2 separate regions of the Mus musculus genome follow, and region 2 is linked to region 1. Evidence: chromatin loops called from intact Hi-C (ENCODE). Cell type or tissue: heart. All regions are shown on one strand. Each heading gives the region's core, and the rest is flanking DNA. Links, peaks and the distances in the headings are about the cores only.

The links. Hi-C counts contacts between places; a loop is a spot of excess contacts. Peaks named below come from ENCODE experiments on the same cell type or tissue, not always from the same donor. Only the 100,000 strongest peaks of a DNase experiment are listed, where the experiment ranks them.
Region 2: it touches region 1 in a loop (6-fold over the local background); 13 of 42 quality-filtered maps call a loop at or near these places.

The regions. Positions count from the first base shown.
Region 1 is chr17:46,632,178-46,641,085 of GRCm38, forward strand. It overlaps Klc4 (kinesin light chain 4), which reads right to left. Exons shown (of 16, transcript NM_001357130.1): 4 at 8,446-8,527; 5 at 7,714-7,933; 6 at 7,218-7,305; 7 at 4,736-4,837; 8 at 4,443-4,616; 9 at 4,016-4,115; 10 at 3,799-3,851; 11 at 3,555-3,625; 12 at 3,233-3,341; 13 at 573-713. Among named protein-coding and RNA genes, the nearest start is that of Ptk7, 7.1 kb to the left of the region's middle. In heart, for the core only: a CTCF peak has its summit at 5,136 (motif pointing left); DNase peaks (open chromatin) are centred at 5,164 and 7,934; H3K4me3 peaks cover 598 bases; H3K27ac peaks cover 1,726 bases.
Region 2 is chr17:46,522,292-46,531,199 of GRCm38, forward strand. It overlaps Cul9 (cullin 9), which reads right to left. Exons shown (of 41, transcript NM_001081335.2): 9 at 7,658-7,865; 10 at 6,169-6,365; 11 at 5,608-5,825; 12 at 4,271-4,517; 13 at 4,088-4,193; 14 at 3,417-3,644; 15 at 3,065-3,155; 16 at 2,775-2,946; 17 at 965-1,070; 18 at 224-319; 19 at 1-4. Among named protein-coding and RNA genes, the nearest start is that of Cul9, 20 kb to the right of the region's middle. In heart, for the core only: a CTCF peak has its summit at 3,480 (motif pointing right); DNase peaks (open chromatin) are centred at 3,430 and 3,910; H3K27me3 peaks cover 2,196 bases.

The DNA.
Region 1 (8,908 bases), core at 578-8,577:
CAAGGTCCCATGTCACCCAGCTTCTAAGTCTATTCCTGCCATTTATTCCCTTTCCTGAAGCCCAGTGATTGAAAGCAATGGCCTCATCAAGAACAGATTCCCAGCCAGGCGTGGTGGTGCACGCCTTTAATCCCAGCACTCGGAAGGCAGAGGCAGGCGGATTTCTGAGTTCGAGGCCAGCCAGGTCTACAGAGTGAGTTCCAGGACAGCCAGGGCTACACAGAGAAACCCTGTCTTGAAAAACCAAAAGAAGAGATTCCCAGGGGCTGTCAAGATGGCTCAGTGGATAAGAGCACTGACTGCTCTTCCAAGGGTCCTGAGTTCAATTCCCAGCAACCACGTGGAGGCTCACAACCACCCGTAATGAGATCTGACTCCCTCTTCTGGTGTGTCTGAAGACAGCTACAGTGTACTTATGTATAACAATAAACAAACAAACAAATAAATAACAGATTCTCAGGGCCAGGCCTGAAAGGATGGGCTAACTGGTGGGTACTACATGACTCATACCCTGTACAAACTTGGGGAAAGACAGCTTCAGAATTCAGGACAGTAGTAGTGAGCAGACTTACCCCTGACCACTCCACAGCCACTGATGCGTCTTCACCTCCCTCGAACTTCACGCTGTCTCCAGGACCCTCCTGGATGGCCTTTCTACCATCTCCTTCCCCGAGCAGCTCTGCCACCTTGGTCTGACTGATGGGGTCAGTACCCTGGAAGAAAGAGGAGGAGATGTTAGGAACACAGCCCAGCCTTATAAGCTGCTCTTCCAGAGGACACAGATTCAGTTCCCAGCACCTACGTGGCAGCTCACAAGTTACAAGGCCTGTAACCCCAGAGCTGGGGATTCAGTGCTCTCTTCTGATCTCAGTGAGCACTGCATGCATGCAGACACATGTGCAGGCCAAATCACACACACACACACACACACACACACACAACTGTAAAAGAACGAGTACTGAGAGAGAAGGTTGGAATTGAGGATCATTTCAGGGGTAACCTAGAAACCTCATGCAATGGAAACTCTCTGGAATCTATGAGGGTGACCCTAGCATAGACCCCTGGTACTGAGAGACACAGAGCCTGAACCACCTTCTATACTGGGAAAATGGAGGAACTGGGACACCAACCTGGCCACAAAATCTTCTATGTACAGTTAGTTTGTCCTGCCTACAAGATGTGCTAAGGTAAAGGTGGTGCAGAACTGGTGGGGGCCAACCAGTGACTGGCCCAGTTTAAGCCCCATGCCATGAGTCGGTGCTCATCCCTGACACTGCCTGGAGGGCCAGGACCAGAGGCTGGATAACCTAGGGTAAGATAGAATCAAACAAGGCTGGGGGCGGGGGGCAATGAAATGAATGCTGCTTATATTCTGCTGTCCTTGTAGGCTAGAGCCTAGCATAATCATCTTCAGAGAGGCTTCATCCAGCGACTGATGTGAGCAGATGGAAAGACCCACAGCCAAACATCATGGAATCCCTCAGAAGGGGGGCAGGAAGGACTGTAGCAACCAGAGGGATCAATGACATCAGTAAAACATGGTCCACAGAATCTACTACCCAGGGCTCATAGGGGCTCACAGAGACTGAAGTGACAATTAGGGAGCCTCGTATGGGTCTGAGCTAGGTCCTTTGCGTACATGGTACGGTTGTGTAGCTTGGTGTTCTTGTGGGGTTCCTAACACCGGGAGCAGAGGCTCTGACTCTTTTCCTCATACTGACTTGCCTAGTCCAACCTCTGAGGGTTGCTCTCCCTGGGAGGCCTGCTCTTTTCTGAAGGGAAATGGAGGGGGTGGGGAGGAGAGGGAGGGCAGGAGACTGTAGTTGGGATGCAATATCTGAGAGAAGAATACAGTAAAAGGAAGGAGCTGGGCCCTCACACTCCCTAAGTCCCAGGATGTGGCTCACCTCGCTCTTTTTCCTCTCGGCAGCCAGTGCAGGGACAGTGTCTCCCCTCCTTACTATGCGCCTCACTCAGCGGCTGGACAGATCTGCTCTGTGTGGCTCCAGTACATCCTTACAGACTTATATGTGGTAGCTATGGCCCAGAGTGAAAGGCCACTTTTAAGTCAGCTCACACCTGCCCTGGTTTGGATTTTTTGAGAAAAGGCCTCAAACTCATAGTAACTACTCTGCCTCAGCCACCTGAGTACTGGAATTACAAGCGCAAGCCACCATACCAGCTATGAAAGAAATCTTAGATCTGCACCTGACACAAGCGGCAAATTTGCAGTGAGAACATTCTTTTTGTTTTCCTTTTTTCTTTTCTTTTTAAAGATTTATTTATTATATGTATATGAGTACACTGTTGCTGTCTTCAGACACACCAGAAGAGGGCATCGGACCCCATTACGGATGGTTGTAAGTCACCTTGTGATTGCTGGGACTTGAACTCAGGCTCTCTGGAAGAGCAGTCAGTGCTCTTAACTGCTGAGTCATCTCTCCAGCCAGCATGAGTGAGAACTTTCTTAAAAACTACCACGGCCATAAGACTTGGTCCCTCTCTCAGCACATGCACAAGAAACCCAAGAAGTCCCTTGAGTCCTTGTCCCCAGGCCCTTCCTTCTTGGCCCTGCCATCTGGACTTGTATTTTTCTTTGGGGCAGGGTCTTTTTTTTTTTTAAGATATATTTATCGGCTGGGTGGTGGCGGTACACACCTTTCTTTTTTTGTTGTTTTTGTTTTTTTTCGAGACAGGGTTTCTCTGTATAGCCCTAGCTGTCCTGGAACTCACTTTGTAGACCAGGCTGGCCTCGAACTCAGAAATCCGCCTGCCTCTGCCTCCTGAGTGCTGGGATTAAAGGCGTGTGCCACCACTGCCTGGCCACACCCTTCATCCTAGTACTTGGAAAACAGGCAGGAAGGCGGATCTCAGATCTCTGAGTTCATTTCCATAGAGTCTACAGAGCCAGGGATATACACAGAAACCCTGTCTCAGAAAAAAAATGCCTGCGTGCCTGGGTGATATGTGTGCATCACATGAGTGCAATACCCATGGAGGCCGGAGACCACTGGATCCCCCAGGACTTGAGTTACAGGCCGTTGTGAGCTGCCTGACATGGGTGCTGGGAACTGAACCTGGGTTCTGGGCAGCAACAGCAAGGGCTCTGAGTTACTGCGCTAGCCACTCCTGATGCAGGATCTTAGTAAAGACCATGGCTGGCCTGGAATTCCCTTCTACCTCAGCCTCCTGAGCAAGCAAGTACCATGGCCCTGTGGTGTGGGCTCCTGACCTGTTTCCGGGAGCGCAGAGCACATTCCTCCAGGGTCTCGGCTGCCTCCAGCTTCCCCTGGCGCCTGTACAGAGCCCCTAGGTTTTTCAGAGTAGTGTTCACTGTGGGGCTGCAGGGAGGAGGATACAGAAATGGAGTGAGAACATAGCCCAGCAGCAGAGCACTTGTCAAGCACACACAGGCCCTGCAGACGTGTAAGTGCTACAAAACAGAACAATGGAAAAGGGCAGGAGAGGGGCAGAGAAAGGGCTGTGAGAAGGCTCTGAGATCAGGAGGCTGGACAGAGGAGCCTCAGAGGAGCCTCTGACCCCTGGCAGCTCACCTGCTCACTCTGCAGGCCTTGTACCACCCTCCGTACTCTGCATAGGGCGCACTGCTGTCACGGGGCCGGCTCTGGGGATGAGAACAGAAAGATGCTAGGAGGCAGGTGGGCACGGGCTAAGGTGCAGACTGAGTAGGGGAAGGCATTGTGCACTGAGGGCTGGCCAAGTGAGTGAATAGCTAAGCTAAGACAGGCTTAAGGCAGAGGCCCTGCGAGCTGCCAGTGCCCGGGTAGCCCCACTCACCCTGCTCATCTCCTCCCGTTCCTCAGCATGCATCCAGATCGGCTTGTGGTCATCTGAGGATGAGATAGCGCATGAGGAGGTAGGAGAACAGACCAGGACATGTGTGGGGATTCAGAACCCACAGGCCAATGGAGCTGGACTGAGGGGGTGTGGCTGTCCCTACAGCCTGTGTATGGTCCCTGATCTACCCCGCTCCCAGACCTTCCCACCCACTCACCATCCACAGACCCGAACTCCTGCACATGGGCACAGGTCAGGATCTCTTTGTACAGAGCCTCGGCCTCAGAGTACTTGCCCTGCTTTAGGTAGCAGGAAGCCTAGGAAACAGCAACCCAGGAGCAAGAGATGAAGAAGGCAGGTCTCAGCCAGACTCAGGCAGCTCCACTTGGCATCTGGCTCCAGAGACCCTGCTCATTCAACCTGTTCTCATTACAGAGTTAGTTATTCTTGCCCAGCTCCCAATGCGACTGGGAGCCTCTGTCAGCAGATTGAAGCAGACCCTTCCTTCTCAGAGGTAGCCATAGAGACAGGCACCAAGTTGGCCAAGGAGCGTGCTCCATTCTGAGGCTTTCTGAGTCCAGGACCCATGTGGGAGGCCTTTCCCACCCACTCCCCTTCCACCCTCCTGTCTCTTCCTTCCTTACCAGGTTATTCTTGGTCCGAGCTACATTAGGGTTGTCTGGCCCTAGCTGGCTCTCATAGATGGCTAGTGCCCGCTGATAATAGCGTTCCACCGCCTCGTACTTGCCCTGGTTTTGACATAGGAGGGCCAAGTTGTTCAGCTGTTTTGCCACATCTGGATGGTCAGTGCCCAAGACCTGAGAAAGAGCATAATTATGTGTGTGCACGCACATGAGGAGAAGGAAAAGAGGGAAGAAGATAAGAAGCTGTAAAGGGGAGGAGGGGGACCAGGGAGGATGGGGAAGTTGGTGGGCACCTTCTCTCGGATCTCCAGTGCCCGCTGGCACAGTGGCTCTGCCTCCTTGTATTTACCGCGTTTGCCGTACAGCACAGCCAGATTGTTGAGTGTGGCAGCCACCTGCAAAGAGGGCCAACCCCCATTACACCCCAGATGGCTCGGCAGGGAAAACGCTTGCTGCCAAGTCTGCGGACCTAAATTCACGGGACACGGGGAGAACCATTTCCAGCAAGCTGATTGTCCTCTGACCTCTGGATAACTCCCCCCCCCCCCCGCCCCAGCCCCCGTAGTAACTTCAAAAAGGACACAGACAGACAGAGACATTGTACCACCAGAGCCAAAGTCTGGAATGAGAAACTATGAACAAAACGGCTGAAGCTCTATGGGGTGAGGTATCGCCCCCTAGAGGTACTTTGAAAATTTTCTGATGGTGGTTTCTGGCTGCAGTCCAGTGCTTTTAGCAAGGGGAAACAGGAAAGCCATGGGTAGTGTGCGTGTGTTATAGGACTCTGGAGACTTTGGAACACCCCTGGACCTGTGAGCAAGGGGCAGAAGCACTGGCATCACTAGGAGGAGGTCAAGGTCCTGGTGCCACTGAGATGCAGCATCCCTGCCTGGCTAATGGGACATCACAGGGAACTGTTCTCACAAGGTCACCTCATTTCCAAAGCTGTGATGGCCCCCATTTTCTCAACTTGGACAACCCAGCAGTTGCTTGGCACTCTGTCCCTACTCAAAGCTGTTTTCTAGAACTTTATCTTTTAAAAAAAAGTCTTAATGATGTGTGTGTGTGTGTGTCTGTGTATGTATGTGTGTGTCTGTGTGTGTCTGTATGTGTGTCTGTGTGTGTCTGTGTGTGTATGTATGTGTGTGTGTCTGTCTCTGTGTGTGTGTGTGTGTGTGTGTGTGTGTGTCTGTGATGTACCATGGGAGACCAGAGGTACCAGATGCTTTGAGTCACCTGATGTGGGCTCTGGGAACTGAAGCCAGGTCCTTTGACAGAGCAGTCCACTCTCCTAACTGTTGAGCCACACCTCCAGCTACCAACTTATTTTCAAAGCTTTTAAATGTATGTGTATGTATGTATGTATCCTTCCTTCCACCATGGAAGTTTGAGGATTGAACTCAGGTCATCAGGCCTGGCAACGTGCAGTTTTACTGCCTGAGCCATCTTGCCAGTGCACATTTCTAGACTCTTCCTCTTTTATACAAATAAAAATGGCCTGTGAATACCTATAATAATGCTGCATTTTAGGCCAGGCGTGGTGTGTACGCCCTTAATCCCAGCACTCAAAAGGCAGAAGCAGGCAGATCTCTGGGAGTTCAAGGTCAGCCTGATCTACACAGCAAGTTCCAAAACAACCAGAGCATTGTGGGGAAAAAAACCTGTTATATTAGTAATAAAATGGTTACCCAAAGCCGGGCATGGTGGCGCACACCTTTAATCCCAGCACTTGGGAGGCAGAGGCAGGTGGATTTCTGAGTTCGAGGCCAGCCTGGTCTACAAAGTGAGTTCCAGGACAGCCAGGGCTACACAGAGAAACCCTGTCTCAAAACCCAAAAAAAAAAAAAAAAAAAAAAAGCTACCCATATGGCTTCTGCTTTTTGTCTTAGCACTTCTATAAATCCAACGTTAGAATCTTGGGTTTTTGTTTTTTGGGGGTTTTTTTTTGAGACAGTGTTTCTCTGTCCAACATCAGATTATTTTGTTATATTTTCTAGGAAGTTGTACTCGGTTATTTTTTACATTGTATTGAGTGAATCATGTAATAAAAAATTACTTTCTGTCTCTATTATATCCATTAGAGTGTTGTCTCGTTACACTTCAGGGGGTTATATGTATAGGGAAGATATACTAACTGTAAATTAAATTCCAAGAAAAAACACTTGTCATACAAAGAGAGTCGAAGGTCTAGGTGTATTGCCTCACTAAGTTCAAGCTAGGCAAGAGACTGCTGCTCTAACATGGCAAGGCCCTGGGTTCCTAAAACCCCATGAGGGAAAGTAGGTTAAGAAAGGGGAGTAAGGAGGGACAGATGTGGGCAGAGTACTTTACAGACATGCTGGGGAGATGACTCCGAGGCTAAGTGCACTCACTGGCTGCTCTTCCAGAGGACCTACCTCTAATTCCCGGCACCCATATAGGATGCTCTCCTCTGGCCTCTATAGGCGCTGTACACCCACGGTGCACAGACATACATGCAGGCAAACTACCCAGACACATAAAAATAAAATAAAGGGAAAAGGACTTTTTGAAAGAAAATATCTCAATTAAACCTTGTTATTCTGTACAATTGCTAAACCCTAATATAAAATGTAAGCAACACAAACAGGAGTCACTGGGCCTCAGAGAACTGAGAGCCAGAGTTCACTGGGTGAAGGCCGAAAGCTCTCGAGCCTCCTTCCTACACACGTGGTGAGTGGACTGAGGGCAGCACACAGAGGACTAACAGGCCAACACAGCAGAGACAGAGGGGGCGGAGTGGGCGGGAATACTGACGGCTGGGTGGTCCCGGCCCAGGGTGCTCTCCCGGATGCTGAGAGCATCGTTCAGCAGATGAGCAGCCTCCTTGTACTTATTCTGGTCCCTGGAAAGCAGCAGAAAGGATGAGCGTGAGTGTGAACCCCGCCCCCATACCATCTCCTCCCTCCCTCCCTTCCTTCCTCCGAGAGAACTGAGGCACACTTAGAGACTGAGAGGACAGGAAGAAAACTTCACGACACACCAGGCTGTAGACACTGCCATCGCAAGAAGAAGTCACAAGTCCTCATAAGCAGGAGCCACAAACAGAATGAGGCACACACTCTCTCCAGAGAGGCCAGAGAAACAGAGTCTGAGAGATGAGGTTTGTGTGTGGGGGAGTGGGAGTTCAGGACTGGAGGGAGGGGTCCAGTGTGGGGACAAAGCCTTGCAGGGTATCCCTGGGAGGCCCAGCAGAGAGCAGAGGAAGGTAGGATGAAAGCTGCTGTAGACAGCAGAGGACGGCAGTGCTCACCGGTACACCAGAGCCAGGATGTTGAGCATGGTAGCCACATCAGGGTGACCTCGGCCAGATGTGCGCTCCAGGTCCTCTAGCGCTTGCTTGCAGAGTGGCACCGCCACCTCATAGCGACCCTGAGCTGCATACTGGATGACCAGGTTGTGCAGGGTCCGCAACCTTGCTGGGATCTCATATCCACCCTGCTGGGCCGCTGCAGCACCCTGACCACGGGACACTAACTCATCCCCAAAGAGACAAGGCATTTCCTCAGAGGACTTCTCCTTTTCCCTTGCTGCCTGCCCTCCCCTCTGCCCTCCCTGTCTCTTGGCTGCTCCCCACTAGGCTCTCAAAGGAGACTCCACACCACTGCTGTTCTCTTAAGCACACCCTTGCACCTGTGCCCATCACAATCCCATTTATTCGCTCAGTAAGTCACTCAACTAACATTTGCTAGGGGTATCCAGCAAAGCAAAAACATGAAAGGTGTGAGGAATCCTTGTGGCTCCAGCCCAGGGTTATTCTCTGCTAGACTGCAAACTTACTTTCATCTCGGTAATCCTCGTACATAGCACACTCATTAAGTGCTGATGGGTACAGAGGAGGGAGGGACTCAAGTCCTAGGCTGGAGTCTGCCTAGTCTCCAGAATAGACAACTTATCTCTGGACGTGGAGATGCTACTCAGACTGGGCCACAGCTTGAAGCAGCTTCCTGCTGCCCGCACCCTGCAGCCCCACAGGCAAACTCACAGTCGTTGCCGGAGTCCTCCTCCTCCTCATTGGGGAACAGGTCATCCAGAGAATCTTTGGTGGCCTCTCCCTCCTTCTCCTCCTGGAAGAAAAGGGACAGCATGCCAGACCCCAAGGGCCGCTTCATGGGTTCTTCTAAGCCACAAACCCACCAAGCAATGGGGCTGAAAGCTTCTGTCCCTGGGAAAGACCAGCAGCTGACCAGTCATGCACAGGTCTCCTGGATGGGAAAGCCAGGGATGTCATAGACAAAATAGTTTAACTCTATTTCTCATCCCGAAAGCTCTCTAACACTCTGTTCTCCCTCTCTCTAATGCTCACCTTTTGCAATTATAGCCATGCGATCCCTGTGCACTTACACTGATTATACGTCTCTCCTGTCTCTCCTGAGGGGAAGGAGTATGTCTGCTCTTACTGACCCACAGTGTCTAGCTCTGCCTTGGGCTTACCATCTCTGAGGGCC
Region 2 (8,908 bases), core at 349-8,348, 110 kb before region 1:
CACCCTGCAGGGTACACAGACTTGTTATCTATGTCACCTCTCCGGAGCCACTGCGAACTCCAAAGCCAAGCTGCACACCTGGAAGTCCCAAGAGTCTCCTGGGACTCCCAGGTCTCCAGGCTGCCCCCAGGCTACCCAAGGAGGAACTCTGGCTAATGTCCAGGCTCGGAGCTCTTGAAAAAGCCACCCGCTAGGGAGAGCCCGTGCTTCCTCCTGGCCCCACCTGCTGGCAGCGCTTTATTCGGATTTGGATGATGGGCCAGAAGCGGGTCAGGTTCTCCAGGAGGGTCACCCGGCTGGCAGAGGGCATCACGTTTACCTGACAGGGTAGGACAGAGGAAGCAAAGAAGTGAGACAGGCTGGAGAGGGGTCTGGGCAATTACAAAGGCAAATGACCTGAGTCTGGTTCCTAGCACCCACGTTGGATGGCTACCAGCACCTGTAATTTTAGCTCTCAGCATCCGATGCCCCTTTTTGGTTTTTTTTTTTTTGGTTTTTTTTGTTTTTTTTGGTTTTTGGTTTTTGGTTTTTGGAGACAGGGTTTCTCTGTATAGCCCTGGCTGTCCTGGAGCTCACTTTGTAGACCAGGCTGGCCTCGAACTCAGAAATCCGCCTGCCTCTGCCTCCCAAGTGCTGGGATTAAAGGCGTGTGCCACCACACCCGGCTTCCCCTTTTGGTCTTTAAGGGCACCTGTACTCACACATACACTGACATACACTTAGACATAGAAAACTAAAGTGGGATAGAGAAAAGCAGGGATGGGGGACTGCTGACAGCCATCAAGACCAGCATGGCCTGTGCTCTCTCTGTCACACACTGAGCCCAGGCCCTCTCCAAGTGAGGTGAGACCTTCCCAGAAGGAACTGAGAGCCATTCCCTAGAGGTGGGTCTTCCCCACAGGTCTTGAGAAAAGGGGAGGGGGGATGGGAACACACAGTGAAGGGGAGGTATAAGGGTCCCCACCGTGTTAAGTTCTGTGCTGATGCAGCCAACATTGTCACCCCCAAACACCACCACCCTGGCTGGCATGTAACTTGAATCTTCACTGGCCACCAGCAGGGTCAGCTGCCTGAGGAAAAAGAAGGAAGCCAGTGAGAACCAGGGCCACTTCCTCTTCCTCCTCTTGCTCCTCTTCCTCCTCTTGCTCCTCTTCCTCCTCTTGCTCCTCTTCCTCCTCTTGCTCCTCTTCCTCCTCTTGCTCCTCTCCTGCCCATCTTCCCCAGACCCCCAGCTTTCCCTTTACATTTTTAAGTGGTTTTACTTAAACCCCTAGATTCAATAACAAATTGATGCTATCCTGTACATGTAATAGACATTCCCATGTCATGACCAGGAGGTTCCTCAAGGCCAGCGTGACAACAGGGGACAATCATCTGTCCACAGGACCTCACCCCCTTTCTATTTCTGTCCCCCATGGAAGAAATAGGCCACTTACCTGGTCACAGCTTCCCTCACCAACCAATGTCAAGTCTTGTAGGCTCTACACCTCAGCCTCTCACAGTCGGCTCTGCTCCCTCAGCCCCTCTTTTGTTATTTTTTTATGTTTTTACTTTTTGAGACAGGGTTTCTGTGTGTAGCCCTGGCTGTCCTGGAACTCACTTTGTAGACCAGGCTGGCCTTGAACTCAGAAATCCGCCTGCCTCTGCCTCCCAAGTGCTGGGATCAAAGGCGTGTGCCACCACACCAGGCACCCTCAGCTTCCAGACTAGACCGCACACACCTCCCAACACCCTTTATTCTGGCCTCCAGCCCTAATCTTCAGGGTTACCTGAGTAACAACTAAAAAGAAACTAGTTTCTTAAAGTCCCTGGACGAATCCCCAAGTTTCAGAACAAGGTTTGAAGTTCCTCACAGAGCTACAGTCTGAATGTGCCTGCTCTCCTGGCTGCTCCCCTGCTGCCATGACGCCCCTTCATTCCGCCTGAGCAGCATTTTAAAACGCCCATTGCAGCATCCCGTTTCTCCTTTCTGCACGCTGCCTCTGCCTGGGGTGCCACTGAGTTCTCTTTACTGAGCTAAGTTCAGCTTCAGGCTTCAGCTCAGCCAACAGCTCCTGAAAGGAAGCCTTCTCTGACCCTCGTTGGCCCCGGAACCCTCTCTCCTGGCCCTCTATCTCCCAGGAGGCTCTTCTCTTCACATTGACCTGAATGCCTTTGGCTGGGTTCAAGACAGCCTCCTGCCTCAGCTTTCCAGGGAGAGGGGCAACAGCCACGTCACTGTGCCTGCACCATGATGCTTTCGCTTCAAGCTGTTTTATTTCTGTTTCCTCTTTTATTCCCCACTTTGAGACAGGATATCAATATGGAGCCCGGGCTTGAATTCTTGATCCCCCTGCCTCAACTCCCTGAGTGATGAGATTATATACATGCACTATCAAGCCTGATTCTCTTGACTGACTCGCTAGCCTGGCTCCCCAACTACAAATTCCTCATCTCTGACTGTCCCTGTTCCCTCAGAGCCTAGTGCAGTGTGTGGCATTCTTGGCACTGAACAAACACCCACGGCACGAGCAGGTAAGCAGACTGTTGCTCTCTAAGCACAAGATGGTGGTATGTGGATCTGTTAGGAGCCAGTGACTGGGTTCAGACAGTGGGATGTCCACACAGCCGAGCACAGACAGGCCAATGTGCCAGTCATGCACCAAATGAGTTTGAAATGTCCTACAAGGACAGAGTTTACAAAGAGCATTGTGGGACGGTGCTTTGCGGGAGATAACATTGGTGCACAGTAGGATAGTTTGTATGAGCACATGTGCAAACAAATGGGTTCGCACCTAATAAGAACACCACGGTGCATGTGTAAGGTGATGGAGTGGGAGCCAGTGCTGCCGTTGGACTCCCAGTAGGTCTTGGGGTTGCGGTCCGTCAGCTTGCTGGCCCGGTGTGGGTTCGAGGACACCTCCACTTTCTCCCAGCACCTGTCCTCCTTCACCTCCACACTGGAGCCTGGGGGAGAGGAGGAGGGGCCGGGGGTCACAGCAAGGTCAGAGATAAGGAAAGGTCAGAGAGTGGGAAGGAAAGTGCCGAGCGGGTGGGAGCCAGGGACATGGCTGAGGGTACTAACCCTGGCAGAGATGCCTGAGGAACACATCAAAGAAGGGGATAGTGATGGGCTTGTAGGTTCGCCTGTGGTCTTCAATCTGGCCCAGCACCATCTGCAGCCAGAACACAGGGCAGGGAAGGGATGCGGACAAGGTCAGAAGCATGCACAGAGGGAAGAAGGCCAAGAGGGACCAGAACGCTCAACCCTTCTCACCAAGTCCTGATGGGACCGTGGAGGGCAGGGGGAAGCTTAGGGACAGGAGCCCAGATTTGCTGCCACTGCTGCCACATGGGATCCCAGAGACAGATACAAGGAGAGCCCACCCCTTGTTTCTGGTCTTCTCTCAGCTCCACACCTACAAGCCCCTCCTCACCTGGATGCAGCCTGCCAGGATGCTCGAGGTGAGGTTGCTGCAGAGCTGCGAGTACTTCTCACACTCGGCCACCAGGTGGCGCAGCTCAGAGGCCAGCAGGAGCTGAGTGGAGTGCTTGTCCAGGACTTTGGAGAGGGCTTCCTTACCTCCCAGGCAGCAAAGCACCACTGCGTAGTCTTTCTGCATCAGAGCCAGGCGGTGCAGGAAGCAGGTCACCTCCTGGACAACCTGAGCCCAGAGCCACACGGGTGAGTTTCCAGGAAAGAGAGGACAGAGAGGGTAAGGGCGAGGGCTGGGTCCACTGAAGGAAGAAGAATGGCAGGGACTGAGGAGGTCTGCAGGGCCAGGAGAGGAACAAGGAGACTGGAACAGTATAATGGAAGCGCTGGGACTCAGAGTCAGCTGGCGGTGCAGCTGGTGTAGTGTCACAGGCTTCTTCCTGCCAAGATCAAACTACCCCAAGGGCTAGCCTTTGTCTGACATCACTCCATGATGTACAAACCCTGGCTCGGAGACAGCAAGGCCCGTCTGGATTGCTGAGTGACACCAGCCTTCCTCTCCTTCCTCCAGAGACCACAGTGCCCTGAGACCCTCAGACCTACACAGATCCACTGAGCCTCTAGAGCCTCCCTAGGCAGGTGGTGCCCCAACTTCTGCTAGGAATCTGGTACCTCAGAGTCACTGCTTGGCCCATTCAGGCAGTTGAGGCAGGGCTCCAAGACCTCGTGCCAGGGGAGGACCATTGTCTCAGGATGATCCAGCAGTCGGGTCATGACCCTGGGGAAGGGAAGGAAACATGTAAAGCGCTAGCAGTCGCTCAGTCCCTGTGCACGGAGCCTGGACAGACTCTTTACCTGAGTATCGTGAGCAGCAGAGTTCTGTTGGGCCCGGGGGCATCTAGAGTCCGCAGCAACAGGAGGAATGGCTGCGTTTCCTGCTGGAGGCGCCTGAGGAGGGGCCTCACGGCAGCTGGAGGGCTGCCTTCATGGCACAGCACGCGTTCCAAGTCAAGGAAGAGTTCTGCTGACAGGTCACCCACCAGGGACCGGATGAGCGACTCGGGGGACCCATCCTGACCCTGGGTGCTTGGTGTCTCCAGTACTGCCGGGCAGACACACCAGAGGGAAAACGAGAGGCATTTTGTAGATCAGTCAAACCCACAAACAGTGCCATCCAGAAAGAAGCTGCCCCCTGCCCTCCCCCCCCCCCCCCCCCGCAAACCTCCTTTCCACATTGAGGATGTCTGTATCATAGCTTATCAGAGTATATGAAATTTTCTTTTCTGGTCCCCAATGTAGACCTAACTTTACTTGGAAAGCAATTACAGTGTAAGCTGCATTAACGGCATCCCAGTCACCGCCCACTATTAAACGCTAGCTATGTACACAGTACTGTGGTGATGGGAACATCCCCAAACTGCTGAGTGAGGCTTCAGACACACAGACTCAAGGATGCATACCGCTTATTGTGGTCCGCGTCCATATGCCTGCATTTTTACCCTATTTTTTTAAAACATAAAAATATCTTATAACATTGATGATAGTCCTCCTTTTGGTCAACAAGTTCTGCTTAAGATCAGGCATGCCAGGGGCTGGAGAGATGGCTCAGTGGTTAAGAGCACTGACTGCTCTTCCAGAAGTCCTGAGTTCAATTCCCAGCAAACACATGGTAGCTCACAACCATCTGTAATGAGATCTGATGCCCTCTTCTGGTGTGTCTGACAGCTACAGTGTATTCATATAAATAAAATAAATGAATCTTAAAAAAAAAAAAACAAAAAACCAGCACTCGGGAGGCAGAGGCAGGTAGATTTCTGAGTTCAAGGCCAGCCTGGTCTACAGAGTAAGTTCCAGGACAGCCAGGGCTATACAGAGAAACCCTGTCTCGAAAAACCAAAAAGAAAAAAAAAAAAAAGATCAGGCATGCCATGAAGATGCACACAGGTACTGTGAACACCTGGGAGACTGAGGCAAGAACATCCCAAGTTCGAGACTAGCCTGGGCTCCATAACATTACATATTACATTTCCTACCCTCCTCTCAAAAACACCTCTAGCTTGAGCACTAAAGCTTTCAGTCATTTCCTGAAGACTCTTGTATCCTTCATTAAGTGACTAGAACGTAAGCTTAGATTCCTGGTCACAGTGTGGCACATGTCCCTCCTCAGCAAAGCATCCTGTCCGCCATGGTACCTGCTCGCTCAGGACTTCCCCGTGGCTCTGAGTAGCGACTGAGGAGCATGGTGAGGATGGTGCGTGTGGTGGGCATTGGCTCTGTCCCCGGCGCTATCCCCGAGTGCCTGAACAAGGTGTCTCTCAGCTCCTGCGTTATGATCTGGTCTCCCAAAGTGTGGTGGTTGCATAGAAGCAGGTTGAGAAGAAGCAGGCCGTTTCTCACTGCAGAGGAGCACCTGGGAGAATGGGTGAGCCAACAAGTTGACAGGGAAGGCAACAGAGGCGAGGGACAAGAGCAGCTGGGCTGGGAGGGGTCTTCAGTGGTCCCTCCGAGGAAGGACTCCTGGCCATCAGACCCTGGGCCACTACTGAAACCCCATGGCAGAAAGTCAGTTTTTCTGCCTTCCCTGGGAACCACCTACATCAACTTGGTCTGTCTTCCAGTGACATTCTGAGAGGGCCACCAGTGTGTTTATCCAGAGGGGACAACATAGGTATAATTTCTGTGGAGCCCGGGTGCCCAGAGACGTGGGTTTTAGGGTACAGCGAGGATTTAGAGTCTGGAGGGTAAACTCTAACCCCTCAGTGTTCAGCATCAGGACCACAGCCGCAGGTACACTGAGGAGCAAACTCTCGGAGCCTGGGCGGGTGGCAGAGTCGATGCTGGCAAAGATCTCTCTGGTCATCTGGGTATCAAACAGAGGTTGGATGGAATCTCGGCTGGGGATGAAAGTGGGGACGTCGGAGGAATTAGCAATGGCCAGCATCTTGAGTGCCTGCAAGAAAGAAGCAGGGGCGGAGTTAGGGGCGGACAGAGCCATCACATGAGAGTGGTAGAGCACGCACAAGGCCCTAGGTCCAGTCCCCAGCCCCACACCAAAGGGAAAGAGGACACTGCTGTCATCATTCTAGACCCCAAACCCTGGAGTAGCTGCACGGTTAGCAGATGGATCACATGAGACATGGATATGGAACAGAAGATGAAGGGACGGGGGTGGGGGGGTTGTGGGGGAGGGAGGGGGAAGGGAGGGGGAAGGGAGGGGAGAGGAAGGGAGGGAAGAGGAGAGGGGATAGGACAGAGGGAGGGAGAGGGTCCAGGGAAGGAAACAGAGCAAAGACAGGGATGCAAATAGAACATTCTAAATTCGAGGAGTACAACCACAGGCTCTTCTCTCTACTCCTGGGCTCCCTAAACCCACCGTCCCCCAGTTGGGCATGCTGCCCTTTCTGAATCACATTGGACTCAGCTATCTCCTAAGGCCAGTGTGGCACGGTCTCCTGCCTCCTGTGGAATGAGATGGAGAAGGCTCAGCTCCAGCACCAGGTCTGTCTGCACGCTGCCATGCTTCCTGCCATGTTGATAGCGGACTTGTTTCCGTCTGAAACAGTGAGCCAGCCCCAGTTCAATGATTTCCTTTATAAGAGTTGCTGTGGTCATGGCGTCTCTTCACTGAAATAAAACCCTAACTAAGACAGTACCTATCTATCCATCCATCTTTCTTTCTTTCCTTTCCTTTCCTTTTTTTTCCTTTTTTTTTTCTTTTTTCCAGTGTTGGCTCTTTCCTTTCACCATGTGGCTTCCAGGGATGGAACTTAGTTTGTTAGGCTTGAAAGCAAGCACCTTTCCCCACAGAGATGCTCGCCAGCACCTGGGGTCGTCCTTACCTCCCCGCAGTCGTGCACCCCAGCGCCAAGTCCACCCAGATCACATGCTTTTTATTTTTCTAAACATTTTATTTATGTATTTATTTATCTTTAGATTGATTTATGTTATGTGAGCATCTTCAAACACACCAGAAGAGAGCCTCAGATCCCATCACAGATGGTTGTGAGTTACCATGTGGTTGCTGGGAATTGAACTCAGGACCTCTGGAAGAGCAGTCAGTGCTCTTAACCACTGAGCCATCTCGCCAGCCCCCCCAGATCACATTCTTAAAGCTCTCCTTACCTTTCGACTTCACTACCCATTGCTTGGTCTGAATCAGTACAGGAGCCCTTCAGGGTCCATGGCCATCCCCCTGCCTGTCACTCATCAATCACTCTGTCCGGCTCTGCCCAGTGTACTCACTGCCAGTCCTGCCTGCTGCACCAAGACGGATGTCTTGTATTCTTGCATGCAAATCAGCACAGCGTAGATGCCACCCTCCCTGGCAAAGAGCGGACGCCATTCATGCTTGGTCATGAGCAGGTAGAGGAGGCGCAGGGCCATCACCACCACCATCTTCTCTCCCACCTGGTTGGTTAGCAAATCCACCAGGGTCTTCACGAGCTTCTCTCTGAGAAGGAAAAAGACACTGGGACTCCCCACACCAAGGAGCTGAGCCCAACTCTCCAGACCTGACGCCAGCGGAGTCCCTTCCTAACTCCGTCCATCAAGACTCAGTGTGTCCTTCTCCCTGAAACCTGTTTTCCTGGCCTCAGTCTCACTCCTGACACCCCCCCACACACACACGCGCACACACCGTTTCTGCATCCTAACTACCACTGCTTCATCTTTTCAAATGAATCGATAGATTTAAAGTCATTCTAATCAAATGGCTTAAAAGTTTAAAAAAAAAATGGCAGGCAGATGTAGGACGAGGGGGAAATACATAAGTACAGTTAGGGAGTGTCTGCAAACTATAATGCTTCTAGTTATCCAATAGAACCAAAAGTGTGTAACTGAAACTCTGGGACAAATACAGAGGAGCCTAAGAGATGAGGAGATAACAAAAGAAGTGAGGGCAGACATCATCCAGAGAGCAAGAAGGGACCACTGGGAAACAGATGGCAGAGCTGGTCATGGTGGATCATGCTGGGACCTCAGTAGTTGGGAGGGAGACAGGAGAACTGTCCAGAACTGTCTTAAACACAGTGTGACACCCTGTCTCCAAAAATTAAAAAGCCAAAATGTGAAATAAAATTTAAAAAAAGACAAAACCCTCTAAGCAAACAACAAGCCCGTCATGCTCTTGCGCTCAGATACGTCATAGCTCAGAGATGGTGCGTGCTCATCGTTGGGTGAAACCTTGGGTTCAGTCCCTAGGACCTTAGAGAGACAGGCAAATGTGACACCATTGTCACCTGCCATCCACCTAAAGAACGGAGAAATTAGACTCTGCTTCATGCCATTTGCAAAAATAAATTCCTAGTCAAATTTGAAATAAATGTTAAAACAAACAAACAAACAAAAACAGAAGTAATAAGCATTCTTAGAAAAACAAGAAAATGTTTTTCCAGAGCTGGATGGCTCAGACAGTGAAGTACTTGTTCTACAAACATCAAGACTTGACTCTAGATCTCCAGAACGTGATAAAGCGGGTGGCTGAGGAGGCAGAGA